Regions from separate parts of the Homo sapiens genome. Here region 2 is linked to region 1. A link is a loop called in an ENCODE intact Hi-C map of the cell type or tissue named here. Cell type or tissue: K562. All regions are shown on one strand. Each heading gives the region's core, and the rest is flanking DNA. Links, peaks and the distances in the headings are about the cores only.

Region 1 (7,823 bases), core at 1,927-6,926:
TGGTGCGGGTCCTTGACATAATAACAGGAACATCAGGAGAGGATTTGTCTCTGCCAAAACAATCCTAGATATGGCTAGGGACTCCAGGGACCCTCTTCCATGTCCCATCCCCTCTCTGTGGGGTGTACAATGTCCCATCTCTCATTTGGCCCCATGCAGAGGTGGGAGGAATCCTGGCATCTATTGTTTAAATTTATTCCTGGATTTTAAGTTGGAAACCAGGATGCATTTTCTCAGAGAAATAACATAAAATAGTAGTGTATTCTAAAATAATTTTAACTAATTCCAGCACTTTGGGAGGCTGAGGCAGGCGGATCACTTGAGGTCAGGAGTTCGAGACCAGCCTGGCCAATGTGGCGAAACCCCGTCTCTACTAGAAATACAAAAATTAGCCAGGCGTGGTGGTGGGCACTTGTAATCCCAGCTAGTTAGGAGGCTGAGGCAGGAGAATCGCTTGAACCCAGAAGGCGGAGGTTGCAGTGAGCCAAGATTGCACCATGACACTCCAGCCTGAGTGACAAAGCGAGGTTCCGTCTCAAAAATAAATAAATAAAGGCTGGGCGTGGTGGCTCATACCTGTAATCCCAGCACTTTCGGAGGTGGGCAGATCACAAAGTCAGGAGATCAAGACCATCCTGACTAACATGGTGAAACTCCGTCTCTACTAAAAATACAAAAACATTAGCCAGGTGTGGTGGCGGGTGCCTGTAGTCCCAGCTACTCAGGAGGCTGAGGCAGAAGAATGGCATGAACCCAGGAGACACAGCTTGCAGTGAGCCGAGATCGTGCCACTGCACTCCAGCCTGGGCGACACAGCGAGACTCCGTTTCAAAAAAAATAAAAAATAAAAAAATAAACCAAAATAAAATAAAATAATTTTAACTAGACCATATTAAAAACTGCTAGATTCCAAGCACCTTACAATCAAATTTCTGCAAAACAAGTTAAAACAAGTTCAAAGTTGGGGCTATCCACATTCATTATCTTTTTTTGCTGTCAATTTTGCTTCTACAACTTGGGCGTGGTAAGTCACCAGTAAATACAGCATGTTTTTCTCTTCCATATTGCCTAATGTAGCTGATACTTAAATACACGCTTAATCTATCGTGGAAATAGAATGCTGTGTCAAGAAATTACAATTGAGTAAAAAGCCACGTTATTCTAAAACGCATCTTCAATACCTGTTCTTTATGCTCAAGAAATGCAGTTTCAAGTTCTTGCCACCCAGAAACTGGAACCAGCGTATATTGCACGTGGTCACACTGGAACAAGGCCTGGAGAGAGAGTGTTTTCAAAGCCTATCTTATTTAGGACATTAGCAATTTACCTTGAAAAGAAACTGAGGAAGATTAGACGGGTTGAGAGACAAAAGACACGGGATAACATTAAAGCTAGTGAAATGCTTACGGGAAAAGCTAGGTGCTAGGGATATGAGCGTTTACCATACCATTCTGTGAATTTTGCAAATTACCAAAGTAAAACATCGGGGAGAAATGCCGATTTAACTTCCAGGCCTTCTGAAAAGTTCCTGATCCAAGGGCCTGACCAAAACAACGTAAATACTATGCCCTATTCAAAACCAAACTAACGATCTTCCCTAATAGACTAGGGGCTCCCATATTCCCAGCAACACCTGTGACACGACTATACCCACAGTTGTCACAGATTCCTCTCTCTCAAATCCCCCATTTGAGAGGCCACGACAGATCCAAAGTTTCCCCCAAATGCAACTGCTGTGTTCACCTATTAATATTAATAGCTTATTGCAAAAATACAAACTAGTCTCTTTACCTTTTACTTAATCCTTTATCCCACCCCACACCGTTGGGACAGGGAGGCAACCTCTCCTCCGAGTCTCTCTCCTCTCACTTGCTGTTCACCTCCTGCCCTGCTCCCTCTCCCACCCTAAGCCCTCAGCACCCATCCTGACACTCTGCCCGCCCTGCGCCCCCACGCAGCACCCTCACCTCGCGCGCCGGCCCCGCCCTCCTAGGGTCCGCAGAACTCACCTGAAGGATCTTGCACGCACACAGAGCATCCACGTCCGAGGCCACGAAGAGAAGGACCCTCTATCGGGGAAGAGCAGACCGGCTGAACACGGCGACCCGAACCCCGGCCCTCCCCTGCCTCCCGGTCACCCACGGTCGCTCCCCCTCATCCCTTCCCCACCGGCAAGGCCTCGGCGGGGGTCCCGGACTGGGCGTCACCTGGCTCTGGACCACCTCGTAGAACTCTTTGCGGAAATCGGACACGAACATAGCCACGGCGGCCGGACGCCTGGCGCTCGCGCTGAGGTACCAAGAGCCCGGCGGCGGTCAAGACTCCCGCCAAATCACGGCTCCTCCGATTGGTCCAGGGATCACCAACCAATAGCTTCTTAGTTCCCAGCCTTCCTTTCTTTCTGATTGGGCCACATTGGAGGCGGCCATTAGCGCTCTGCCATTCACGGCCAGAAAACTCCAGCCCGCCCCCAAAGAAGCGTCACCTCTGAGGCCGAACGCAAACACTGTTGCCCCCTTCAACTCTGACTCGCTTTTACCCAGAAAAGCGACGCTGGGCGGACATCTTTACTTTGGGAAGAGAAGCCTACTGCCTCCCACTGGGAACCCTCAGGGAAAGTATACTTCTAACCATACATTAAACTCAGTCACATACCCAATGGGGCAGCATTTACGTTTGCAATAGGTTTTTGGTGTGGTTTGAAGAAGGATTTGTAGCTTAGTTCCGCCCGAGTCCTCGATGGCTGAAGCAGAGGCAGTCTGGGTAGTGCATTGTGGGTAGTGTAGTCGTAAGGACAATGGGCCCTACTAAATTCGTCTGGAGGGGAATACTGTCAACACGTAATTTAAAATAACGTTTAAAAATACCTATAAAAGGGGAAATAAATCACGAAAGGGCATTTTAATGCTTCTACTGAGGGTGTTTTAGAGCCTAGCGTCTTCGCCTGGCCTTTTCTCTTTTGCAGCCGACGCTTTGTCCCGGGCACCCCCCCTCCGGGTCTCGGGTCCGGCACTTCCGGTGAGCCTCTGGGGCGTACCGGCTTGGCGCGGCGGCAGCGGCAGCGGCGGCTGGGAGAGCGGTCGGCGGGGTTTCTTCGTTGCATTGCCTGAGAGGAGCGGAGTCTGCCAGGTGGTGTCCATCATGGTAAGCGCTGACGGGCAGCGGGCGGGGGCTGGGCCTTGGCCCGGGGCCTGAGGTAGGGCCCGGCGGGGCAGGGCGGGGCGGGACGGCGGCGGAGGTGCCGAGTCACCCGGGCCTGAGTCCGGCCTGCAGGCTCATCGGCCGCACCGGGCACAAGCAGGACCCTTGACCACTAACCGCCTGTGGTCGCGTCCGCCGGTCCTGAACGTGGCTCGCATTCTGTCTCAGCCGGACTTGCCCTCCTTGACGAAAGAAAGGAAGGTTTGTGTCCATTCACGGGTTTCCCAAGTGCTGGACGCGCAACAGGTTTCCATAAACCCAAAGTTAGTTGCAAGGTTGCTGGGGATGGGAACAGAATCAGGGCGCTCCCCAGGGAGAATCCGTAGTGGGCATCCCCCGCTCTTGGGGGACACCCAGCTCTTGCCCCAGCTCCGTGAGCTCCGTGCCTACGGGTTCGTGCCTTCGAATCTGTACAGCGGTGTTGTGTTCGGTAATGATAACGATGGAAGCTAATACCTGCTGGTACATTTCCTGTTACACAGCTTTTAACACCTGTACTCCCTCATCGCGGCTTATTTCTTTTAATCCCTACAATCCCTTTGGAAGCAAGGATGATGATGATTTTAAACATGAGAAAACTAACGTTTACAGAGGTACTTTATTCGAGTCACAGAAGTAGGGACTGGAGAGTTGAAGCCAAGTCTGTCTGGCTGCAAAGCACTCTACGGTATTGTCTTCCTGTCACCTGTTTATTTTAGTAAAGACAAGGAATGATTGTTAGATTTTATCCCAAGTGTGTCACTGTCAAACCCTGGCTTATTTCTATTCTTGAGTTCATCCACTCAAGAATACCTGATATGTTCCAGGCAGTGTGCTAGGTCTCGGGATTGAAAAGGAAAGTGAGAGATGGGATCGGGAGCAGCAAAGAAGGGGCAGAAGGTCGGGTTCATGGGTAAACTGCAGGCAGGTTGTTAAGTATGTTGCCCCTTTGTGCGGATTTACCTTTTATATTCAAAGAGAAGAAATGGCTTACATAGGTTGGCTAGTGAGAAGCACTCAAGGGAAGCAAGCCCCTACCCTGTTCTGGCCTTGTTCACCCAGAAACGCTATTTCCTGTGTTATGGTTCTGGCCAAGATTTAGCTGAACAGTTATGCTGCTTAAAAGAAGAAAGACAAAAGATTGGAAATTACTGTGTTAGAGTGCCAGGGAGTAAAGAACCATCCCAGATTTTAGGCGGGAACATGCTATGTTTGCATTTTGGGAGATGGCTAATTCAGCTTGCTAATTTTGGAGTTGCTAGTAAACTGCTTTGTCAGTAGGTGGCATTCCTTCTACTAAATATATATTTGGAATCAAGTCAAGAAATTTTCTCTAATACAGATTTTTTTTTAGTTGTGGTTAAAAAAACCAAATTTTTATCATCTTAACCGTTTTTCAGTCTATAGTTCAATAGTGTTGAGTACATTCACGAGCAACAGATTTTCAGAACTTTTTCATCTTGCAAAAGTGAAACTCTACTCACATTAAACAATAGCTCTCCATTTTCTGCTCCTCACAGCCCCTGTCAATCTCTGTTCCACTTTGTCTCCATGAATTTGCCTACTCTAGGTACTTCCTAGAAGCGGACTCATAAAATATAAGTCCTTTTATGACTGACTTACTTCACTTGGCATGATATCCTCAAGGTTCATCCATGTGACAGGATTTCTTTCCTTTTAAAAGCTGAATAATATTTCATTGTATGTATATACCATACCACAATTTGTTTATTCATTCATCTGTCATTGGACACTTGAGTTGCTTCCACCTTTTAGCTATTATGAATAATTGTGCTATGAATACGGGGTGTACAAAAATCTCTTCTTGATTCTGCCTCCAGTTCTTTTGAATATATATCCTCCTGTGAGATTTTAGGTGGTTTCAGTTACCCGAGGTCAACCATGGTCCAAAAATATTAAAATAGAAACCACATTCACATAACTTTTATTACAGTATATTGTTGTAATTGTTTTATTATTAATTGTTAATCTCTTACTGTGCCTAATTTATAAATTAAACTTTTTTTTTTTTTTTTTTTTGAGATGGAGTCTTGCTCTGTTGCCCAGGCTGGAGTGCAGTGGCACGATCTCGGCTCACTGCAACTTCCACCTCCTGGGTTCAAGCGATTCTTCTGCCTCAGCCTCCTGAGTAGCTGGGATTACAGGCGTGTACCACCACGCCCGGCTAATTTTTGTATTTTTAGTAGAGAGAGGGTTTCACTATGTTGGCCAGGCTGGTCTCAAACTCCTGACCTCAGGTAATCCACCTGCCTCTGCCTCCCAAAGTGCTGGGATTATAGGCGTGAGCCACCGCACCCAGCCTATAAATTAAACTTTATTGTAGATATGTATAAGAAAATTGTAGATATGTATAAGAAAAAACATAGTATGTATAGATTTCAGTATTATCTGTGGTTTCAGGCGTCCACTGGGGATGTTGGAATGTATCCCCTGTGGATATGGGGGTGGGGGGTGGGAGGAATACTGTACTTTGAGAAAACCTTCAAATTGATACATGTTTGCTAAGCCTCATCTTAGTCTACAGTTTAAGATCTAGGATCTTATCTTTTTAATGGCATCATGTTTTAGCTTTGCTTGTTGCTGTAAGAAAGCATCATAACATAGTGTAACGTGTACCTACTTTGTGCTGTGAGAGCACGCTGGAGAGGCACTAGACCTGACCCTCAGCAGAGCAAGAGAGGCTTCCTGGGGAAAGGAAAGGATGGTAATTGGAACCCAGGGGAAGGGGTGCAACCACTGGGTACCTGTTCTTCCTGCTGCCTGGAATGTCTTTCCCTCTTTTTTGCCTGGCTCCCTCTCATAGCATTCAGGTCTTTGTGCAGAGTCCCTTCCTAACCACCTATTTAAAATAGCATTCCCAGGAGCCCTGTGTCTACTTACCCTGCTGCTTGTCTTCAGAACTGCCAGACACACATGTGTGTGTGTCCGTTGCTTGGAGTGTATATCTCTCTTGCTTTGAGTGTCATTTTCACCAGGACAGGGGTGGTATCTATTTTGTTAGTGGACAGACATCACTGGAGTGGTGCTTCCCTTGTGCTCATATCAGAGCCTGGCAGACAGTAGGCACTCAATAAAGAGATGTTTCAATTAACAAATATTGTTTAGATTAATGATAATAGGAAAAGTGTTCAAGGCAGAGGAACTAGCCCAGGCAGGAGTCTGTGGGGCTGTCAGTACAAGTCTCTGAGGTATGCAAGAGGTTGGGCCTTGATCCTGAGGATGAAGATGGGAGCATAGCCCTGAAAAAGGTTCAGGACAGGCTTGGCATGGCCTGTTTTGTATTTAGTAAGATTACATTGAAGATTTCAGTACATTGTGTTCTCTGACAATGTTTAGTAGCATTAATTACTCTGACATGTTTTGGCTTTTGACATGAAGAAATGTACCTTTGTTTTAATACTTGTTTCTCTTTCCTCCTTCTAGTTCTCTTTCAACATGTTCGACCACCCTATTCCCAGGGTCTTCCAAAACCGCTTCTCCACACAGTACCGCTGCTTCTCTGTGTCCATGCTAGCAGGGCCTAATGACAGGTCAGATGTGGAGAAAGGAGGGAAGAGTATGTGCTTGTTTTTATTTGAATAGTAACTTTTCCTGCCCTAAGTCTGCAATGCTGTAGCCTTCAACAGTACTTACTTTGCATGTGGGAGTCAGAAGCTAGTGTTACTGTGAAAATGGTGCTGGGATTTATCCCTGACTTGCTCTGTTGGGGTGGGGTGCTAATTATGGTTAGGTTTATGGCTGATAACCATTCAGTTCCCAAAATAAATTACATCAAGTAAGATTCTTCATGAAAGATCACTGGGACATTCTGGCTACCCTAAAAACAGTTTAAGGCTTTTTGTTAGATATAAAGAAACTGCATCTTGCCTTTGGTCTGTCCTTTTTATTTTTATTTTTTAATATTTCTTAAATGTTCTTTCCACAGTAATTATGCCACCCTCGGCCCTGGACCAACTCAGTAAGTATCTTCTGAGTGACTTAAGGACTTAGATAATGTACATATGGACACCAAGAGTCAGCATGGGCTCCTCAGTACATCCAGACACCAGTGCCCTTTGTCAGCATCTGGTTGTGAATTGTCCGTGGAGGGCATGCGCTGGGCTGGGAGAACCTGGGTCACAGGTACCTAGGGCGAGGCCAGGGCCCCCTGAACCTCAGCTTCATCACTGCCCTGGGTGCTTCAGGTTCCTCCTCTGTGAAGGGGGTTCCCTTTCCCTTCCTGATCACCACCTCCACCCACCCCCCAACTGTTCTCAGTATTCTGTCAGGATTAAGTGAAGGTACAAGTATCAAGTGCTTTGTACCGTGCCAGGGCAGCTGATGCCATTGGCTGGGCTCACTAGATTTTTTTCCTAAAGGAAGAATTGGTCAGCTCACAAGAGGGCGCTGTGAGCAGGTTCCTCATCCCCTCACCAAACATCTTTCCTGAGCTCCAGACCCCCATTTCTTTTCTTTTATTTATTTATTTATTTATTTTTTGAGACAGAGTTTTGCTCTTAGCGCCCAGGCTGGAGTGCAGTGGCGCAATCTTGGCTCACTGCAACCTCTGCCTCCCAGGTTCAAGTGATCCTCCTGCCTCAGCCTCCCGAGTAGCTGGGATTACAGGCACCCGCCACCACGCC
Region 2 (7,823 bases), core at 1,636-6,635, 260 kb after region 1:
GCTTGATGTGGATTGTTCTGAGGAAGTGATTAAACACTTAATCATGGCAGTGAGAGGACAGTTCTCTACTGATGAGTTGGTGGCTGAAGTAGAAAAAAGAAATAGGTAAGGTGTCCTTACTTGGTGTTTTCTCTTACCCCTGGATTCTAGTGTCTGTTGTTGTTTCTGTCTAATTCTCCAGGACTGTCTCTATAGCTGGTCGTTCATGTACACATCTTAGATGTAGCAATGAGTTACTTGCTATTGGTACTGTGAAGACCTTGGGGGAAAACCTAACAGTAGAAATCAGTTTGGAAACCAGGTCCATCTTGGTCCCTAGAGCAACCTGAAGTCAATGGACTCTGAGATTTTTTGTTTCAGGAAACATCTGTCAGAGCCCTGGAGTTGCCCTCAAGACTTCCAGTGGTAGCCTTGAGACTTTACAGCACCTTCCTTCTTTCAAAGGCTCAAGCTGCTGCTTCCCTGGCTGGAGTCCCAGATTCAGGAAGGCTGTGAGGAGCCTGCCACTCACAATGCACTGGCTAAAATCTACATCGACAGCAACAACAGCCCCGAGTGCTTCCTGAGAGAGAATGCCTACTATGACAGCAGCGTGGTGGGCCGCTACTGTGAGAAGCGAGACCCCCATCTGGCCTGTGTTGCCTATGAGCGGGGGCAGTGTGACCTTGAGCTCATCAAGGTGGGTAGCAGATGTGCTGAGCTGCCCATGTAACCCTGGGCTCCCAGGGAAGCTTTCAAAGGTGTGCCTGTGGGGAGCTGATCAGGGCTTTCTGTGCACCTGGAGATGGCAGGTCATGAGATTATTTCCTTGTGATTCTCACAGCTTTTGGGAACTTGCTCATGCAATTTGTATGCATTGTACCTGTAGACCAGTTGGTCCTGAACCTGACTTATCATCCCTCTGCTTACAGTCCTTACTATTGCCTGGCAATTTGAGGGCAGAATTGAACTCCTTGGCCTGACTCGTGAGCTCCTCTGTGGACTGCCACCTTTCCCAACTCCCGAACTTGATCAGCCATCCATCTTGCCACCCCACCTGGAGAGGCCTGCAATTCCCTGGGTGCCTCATGTCCCGAGTACCCTTGTACTTCATGCCCCCTTTTTGGGGTAACCCTCTACACAAGCCCTTCCCCATCACCTGACCAATGAGCTCTTGCTGGCCTCTCCTTGAGACATCTGCCCAGGTCTTTTGCCTGCATCTGCCCAGGCTTGGATCCACATATAATTACATGTTTAGGTTGAATTGTATGAACTGTTCCTACCTAATCATTTGATCTAAAAATCCAGACATGAATAGGGCACCTGTGAGGTTGGTGCCACACCAGCCTGCTTGGGCTTTTCCTGTGATACACAGGCGGACTGCGCTGCATCCGCAAGCACGTGTGCACGCCGCTCAGCCTTGTGCCGGGCATCTGGCACTCAACAGATCTGATCCTCACCAGGATTTAGCAAGTGCTGCACACGCTAGAACATTCCAGTGGACTGTTGGTGTTTTGGAGATCTGTTATAACATTCAGAAAAAGGTCTCCAGATCTACCAGTGAAAGCACAGTTTACAGTTTTTAGATCTTGAAACATTGCAGTGTTTGTGCTGTTTTATACCAGTTCTAGGCTGTTCTGATAACATTTTACAGATGGTTTAAAGCTAGCTACATATGAGTACTTAAATTTAACTAAATTAAAAATTACCAGTTTAGTTCCTGTCACGCACCACATTTCAAGGGCTCAGTAGCCTCCCATGGCTAGTGGCTGTATCAGACAGAATGGGAGACAGAGCATGTCCCTGAATGCAGGAAGTCCTACTGGCCAGATATGTGGCACATCCCTGGGAGTTGTTGTAAACTTGGAAAGGGCATTTTGAGGTAGTTTGAGTCCATCGTTAACCCTGTAGGATGCTGCTCATCCCATGTCAAAGCATAGCGTCTTGCCTGGGCCCTGACTGTCCACCAAACCAGTATCAGGCACACAGGGAACGAATTGGGGTGTGTCCTCCCAAGCAGCTTCCGCTGGTTGGCTGCTGTGTCACACACATGAGTGTGCTCATTTCAGGTGTGCAATGAGAATTCTCTGTTCAAAAGCGAGGCCCGCTACCTGGTATGCAGAAAGGATCCGGAGCTCTGGGCTCACGTCCTTGAGGAGACCAACCCATCCAGGAGACAGCTAATTGACCAGGTGAGGCACAGAGATGGGTATGTCTGCACACCTGCATTTTGCCGTCCGATCATCATTGTGGCTCAAGTGACTGGTTTCATTTTTAATTTAAAACATCTTGGCTGAGGGCAGTGGCTCACGCCTGTAATGCCAGCAATTTGGGAGGCGGAGGTGGGTGGATCACTTGAGGTCTCAGGAATTCAAGACCAGCCTGGCCAACGTGGTGAAACCCCATCTCCACTAAAAATACAAAAATTAGCCGCACATGGTGGCACACGCCTGTAATCCCAGCTACTTGGGAGGCTGAGGCAGGAGAATTGCTTGAACCCAGGGGGTGGAGGTTGCAGTGAGCCGACATCGTGCCACTGCACTCCAGCCTGGGCGACAGACAGAGACTCCATCTCAAAAAAATAAATAAATAGGCCAGGCATGGTGGCTCACGCCTGTAATCCTAGCACTTTGGGAGGCCGAGGCGGGTGGATGACTTGAGGTCAGGAGTTCAAGTCCAGCCTGGCCAACATAGTGAAACCCCATCTCTACTAAAAATACGAAAACACACTGTGTGGCGCATGCTTGTAATCCCAGCTACTCAGGAGGCTGAAGCAGGAGAATCGCTTGAACCCAGGAGGTGGAGGTTGCAGAAAGCCGAGACTGCACGCCACTGCACTCCAGCCTGGGCAACTGGGTGAGACTCTGTCTCAAAAAAATTAAATAAATAAATAAATAAATAAATAAATAAATAAATAAAACATCTTAGTCCTTACGAACCTTCTCCCCTGCAGAAATAGCTTGCCTAAAAATAGCTTGATTCCCCAGGGTAAGCTGACTTGGAACTGTTAACTGGCCAAGGGCATAGAGTTGGCCCTTGGATCCAAAGCAGGGATATGCAGCCCAGGAAGAGAGTACCTGGTGTCATGCCTGCATGCTGGGCCCAGCTCAGCCCTCGTGGACAGAGGTGAAGTAGCTTTCAAGGTTGTCTCAGCTGACTTCCCTTTGTTGAGGTGCTCTTTATGCCCCTGTGACTATCCAGCACCTCCTTGGAGACTGGGCAGAGTGCTGGGGCCAGGGGTCATTATTGGGTATGGCCTGGCAGGTGGGAGTCTGCCTCGGCCTCTGGGAGGGCTTCCCACAGCCCTGTGGAAGAGCCTCCTCTCCAGTTATAGCCTCACAGACATTTGCAGATAGTGCCTCTGCTGCCCTCAGCACTGTCCCTAGGTGCTAGGCAGACTGTTTAGGGGTGGGGCAAGACCAATGTTGGAACAAAACCCTCGTCCAACAAGTGGCTTCAGCCCTGAGAATAGGACCAGTTAAAACTCCCACCTCCCTCATACACATTGCCAACCTGCTGGACCAGTGCTTTCGAAAGGCTTGAGGGCTGGATTTGACCTTTATCTCTACTGAATTTCATCCTCTCGTTTTCTGTCCACTGTTTCCTCAAGCCTGTGCCACTACTTTTTTAAATAAACTTTTTATTTTGAAATACTTTGAGATTTATGGAAGGTCATGTTGTTTTGAATCTCTGTTTCAACTTTGGACTTACCCATCCAAATCTAATAAAAATATTAAACAACACAATATTCTACTAGGGTTCTACATCCAGGTTCCCAGACATCAGACATTTCTCCAGGTATAGTCCAGCCACCTGGTACACCTTGAAGGTGACTTCATGTTGGTACTGGGGAAGGGCCACTTTAACACTGCACCATACCGGAGCCAGCGGGGGCCTCTTGTCTTCCTGTTTCTGGGTAGAGCTGCTGGTCTTTCATTATCTCTGCTGTAATTGGATATCTGTAGCCACCTCCTGGTGCGAAATTCAACTGCAATGCTCCTGTAATCCAGAGCGCATAATAACAGAGGGAGGCTGCTTTTAGTGTCTGGAGTGGAACCTCATTATGAAAAGTTTACTGAGAGCAGTGTCCTGAGGCAACCTTAGGTGGGGCATCCTGTATTGACTCAAACAGATGGTAGAAATTTATTTTTGCCCTTAAAACAACCTGTGTGTATTTATTTAAGTTGCTCCAAGGTTTTCTTTCTTTCTTTTTTTTTTTTTTTCTCTTTTTGAGACAGAGTTTTGCTCTTCACCAGGCTGGAGTGCAATGGCGTGATCTCGGCTCACTGCAACCTCCACTTCCCAGGTTCAAGTGATTCTCCTGCCTCAGCCTCCTGAGTAGCTGGGATTACAGGCACCTGCCGCCACGCCTGGCTAATTTTTGTATTTTTAGTAGAGATGGGGTTTCACTATGTTAGCCAGGCTGGTCTCGAACTCTTTTTTTTTTTTTTTTTTTTTTTTGAGACAGAGTCTTACTTTGTCACTCAGGCTGGAGTACAGTGGCGCGATCTCGGCTCACTGCAAGCTCCGCCTTCCGGGTTCCCGCCATTCTTCTGCCTCAGCCTCCCGAGTAGCTGGGACTACAGGCGCCCGCCACCACGCCCGGCTACTTTTTTGTATTTTTAGTAGAGCTGGGGTTTCACCGTGTTAGCCAGGATGGTCTCGATCTCCTGACCTCATGATCTGCCCGTCTTGGCCTCCCAAAGTGCTGGGATTACAGGCATGAGCCACCGCGGCCGGCCTCCAAGGTTTTCAAGAATTGACAGTTAGATGTCACTGTTGGAAGTGTACCTTCTCCTTTGGATGGACTTGTGCTGTGTCCTGGTGCCCCTTTCCCTCAGGCATACCCTTTTGGTTCCTTAGCTGCTGGGAGAGCTCCTGTTCTCAAACTCTTCAGCCTCCTTGTTGTAGTTACTACAAATTCCACAGAGGTAGAACTTTTGCATCTTATGGTACCATTGAGTTCACAAAGACTAGCAGAAAGGTGGACTGGACTGACCTTGACCCTAGGTTCCTTTAAGGCCCCTCAAGATTGCTAGGTGAAAGTTCATGGTCAGAGGGCTGTGTTAGCCATGAAAGACCGTCCAGAGCTGTCTCTTCCCTCTCATTGATACACGGCTGTTGCCCACCCCTGAGGAGAACCAGAAACTTGGCAAAAATATTAGATTCTGGAAGTCACTGAAGGTGCCTGGTCCAAAGTGCAAAGAGAACAGTGCTGGCGTTCCAAACTGCTGTTGCATGGGAAATGTACTCTTTGGAAAACTGTCTTTCCACCCTATTTGTAAGTGTTTTTGTATGTGAGACACCTATAATTGGAGGAGGGGTGGCACAGCCAGTCTTTTGTTGGTCTTTCCTTCAGATTGTGGTTCTGAGTGTCATCCGGTGTGAAGGCACGTGGCTCCACAGCTCTGGCTGTGGACTGTGCCACAGCAGTGGCAGTGCTCTCTTCTAGTAAGAGGCTGCTGGAAGCCCCTGCGGTGTCTTCATTAGAGAAGTGGAGCCATATTTGCTATTAGTGGCTTTAAGAGACAAATCTAAAAGGAGACATTCATTTCAAAATGCCTGGTGCACTGGTCATTGGAGCTGAGTAAGAGTCTGTAGCATATTTGATATGAGAGAAAAACTAATTGTCAAAACAGAGCAAACAGAATTTCCTGAAATTAACTTTGAAAACCCTTCCTTTGTTACATTAAGAAGTCTCCCATTTTCTCTGTGTCTATTCCAGACCATCTTGGAGGAGTCCTTCCCTTCTGTTTAGCTTCAAAGATACAGTCTTGAATTGACTTTAATCAAGTTCTTTCAAATGCTTTTTAAAACCAGGTGGTACAGACAGCATTGTCAGAAACACGGGATCCTGAAGAGATTTCGGTCACTGTCAAAGCCTTTATGACAGCCGACCTGCCTAATGAACTGATTGAACTGCTGGAGAAGATAGTTCTGGATAACTCTGTCTTCAGCGAGCACAGGTGAGGCTATGCCAGGGGTAGCTGTGGACACAGGCAGATTCAAAACATCTGCTTGATACTCATCTTCTGTTACAATCTCGTACCGCTTCACCCATCCAGCCTGCCCATTGGCTGCTCCCCAGACATGCCAATCTTCTTACCACCTCCTCTACCTCAATCTAGCCCTTCCCTTATTAGCTCCTGCCTGTCTCAGAGCCCAGCCTCAGTTTCACATTTTCTAGGAGCCTGCGCTCCTCTTACTGCTCTGGCCCACACTGTCCTTTAACACAATGCTCAGAGAAAGGGAGCTGGCATTTTATGAAGGTCTCATGTGGCCTAAGGATGTGTTGAACTCTTCAAATCATGGTGAACAAAGCTTGGAGAAAGGTGGCAGGAGAACCAGATCTGGGCATGTATCAGGGAAGACTTGCCCGAAGTATAATGTAGAAGCCAGATGAGCAGGAGCTGTGGCAGGGGCAGCAGCACAGGCCCGGCACTATAGAGGTGCGAGTGCGTGCTTCCGATGGACCGGCACTATAGAGGTGAGAGTGCACGCTTCCACACGGACCGGCAGTATAGAGGTGGGAGTGTGTGTTTCGGCATGGACCAGCACTATAGAGGTGGGAGCGCGTGCTTCTTTTGCATGGGCAGGCACCATAGAGGTAAGAGTGCGTGCTTCCGCATGGGCCAGCCACCTGGGGTTCCTCTCCACTTCAAAATTCACCATCAGAGATTCTGTGTCAGATTTTAATCAACTCACATCATAAGTGCAGCTGTAAAGATTTAGTTATGAGATTTATTTTGTAGGCCAGAAAGGCTATCAAGGGCTGTAGTATTATAGAGAGGAATTTGTGTGTGTGTTTTTAAACTTGGAGATGCTATATGGTAATGGCATATGGAATGTGAAATTATATTTAATGGAATCATAAACCCTGACTAATGACAGGATGCCAGGATTAAGGTGCCTGAGGTGGCTACGATATTCTGTCTTGCTGTCTGATCAACCTCCTTTGATAGTTGTTAGTTTGTGTGTACTTCCAGGCACTTACAGGTGGCTGTAGCTCTGCTGTCTTCTTAAACACTTGCTTCTCAAACATGCAGGTAACCTCAAGTTCGTGCTCTTCTTTCATTGATGATTTCACCAGACAGTTTTATGCGTAGGTAAAAATAGCCTTGGCTGGGCGTAGTGGCTCACGCCTGTAATCCCAGCACTTTGGGAGGCCAGGAGTTTGAGACCAGCCTAGCCAGCATGGGTGAAACCCTGTCTCTACTAAAAATAAAAATTCAGCCAGGCATGATGGCAGGTGCCTGTAATCCCAGCTACTCGGGAGGCTGAGGCGGGAGAATCGCTTGAGTCTGGGAGGTGGAGGTTGCAGTGAGCCGAGATGGCACCACTATACTCTAGCCTGGGTGACAGAGCGAGACTCCATCTCAAAAAAAAAAAAAAAAGCAAAATATATTATTTTTAGAGTATATACTTGGAAGAATATACTTATGACCTAATAAATTCTTAAGCCAGTCACAGAAACCAGAAACCATAAATAAACCTTTAGTGAAAAACCAATAAGACTGTATTAAACTTAAGCACTTTATCGTAAAGAAGATGGACAAATGAGAAGCTACAAATGCGGGGAAGATATTTGCAACACAACCAACAAAAAATTAGTAGGGAAAAGTTGTAATAAAAGACAAACACAAGCAACCCAATGAGAAACCAAGCAGAGAGCTTGAGCACACCCTCCGGTGAGAGGAAGGGCAGCTTGTGAATTCAGCCTCATCAGCCACCAAGGAGGCACAGAGTGAGGCCACAGTGCATCATCCGATGCTTTGTTACTCCTGCCAGAGCAGCAGGAACCCCACTCTCCTAATCAGTGCTGATGAGGATGTTGAACAGCTGGA

Evidence for each region. A loop is a pair of places that touch in the nucleus more often than their neighbours do. Peaks named below come from ENCODE experiments on the same cell type or tissue, not always from the same donor. Only the 100,000 strongest peaks of a DNase experiment are listed, where the experiment ranks them.
Region 2: a loop joins it to region 1, with 9 times the contacts of the local background. A loop is called at or near these places in 5 of 110 quality-filtered maps.

What each region holds. Positions count from the first base shown.
Region 1 is chr22:19,474,404-19,482,226 of GRCh38, reverse strand. It overlaps UFD1 (ubiquitin recognition factor in ER associated degradation 1), which reads left to right and starts at 3,034. Exons shown (of 12, transcript NM_005659.7): 1 at 3,034-3,144; 2 at 6,625-6,757; 3 at 7,127-7,159. The coding sequence starts at 3,142. It overlaps CDC45 (cell division cycle 45), which reads right to left and starts at 2,307. Exons shown (of 19, transcript NM_003504.5): 1 at 2,208-2,307; 2 at 2,010-2,069; 3 at 1,182-1,274. The coding sequence starts at 2,258. RefSeq lists silencers at 2,358-2,407, 3,198-3,267 and an enhancer at 2,498-2,797. In K562, for the core only: CTCF peaks have their summits at 2,585, 2,815 and 4,453 (motif pointing right); DNase peaks (open chromatin) are centred at 2,006, 2,376, 2,766, 3,016 and 1 weaker place; H3K4me3 peaks cover 2,775 bases.
Region 2 is chr22:19,214,233-19,222,055 of GRCh38, reverse strand. CLTCL1 (clathrin heavy chain like 1) reads left to right here. Exons shown (of 33, transcript NM_007098.4): 16 at 1-105; 17 at 445-679; 18 at 2,049-2,171; 19 at 5,800-5,945. Among named protein-coding and RNA genes, the nearest start is that of SLC25A1, 39 kb to the right of the region's middle. RefSeq lists an enhancer at 3,601-4,338. In K562, for the core only: a CTCF peak has its summit at 3,952; a DNase peak (open chromatin) is centred at 3,935; H3K27me3 peaks cover 868 bases.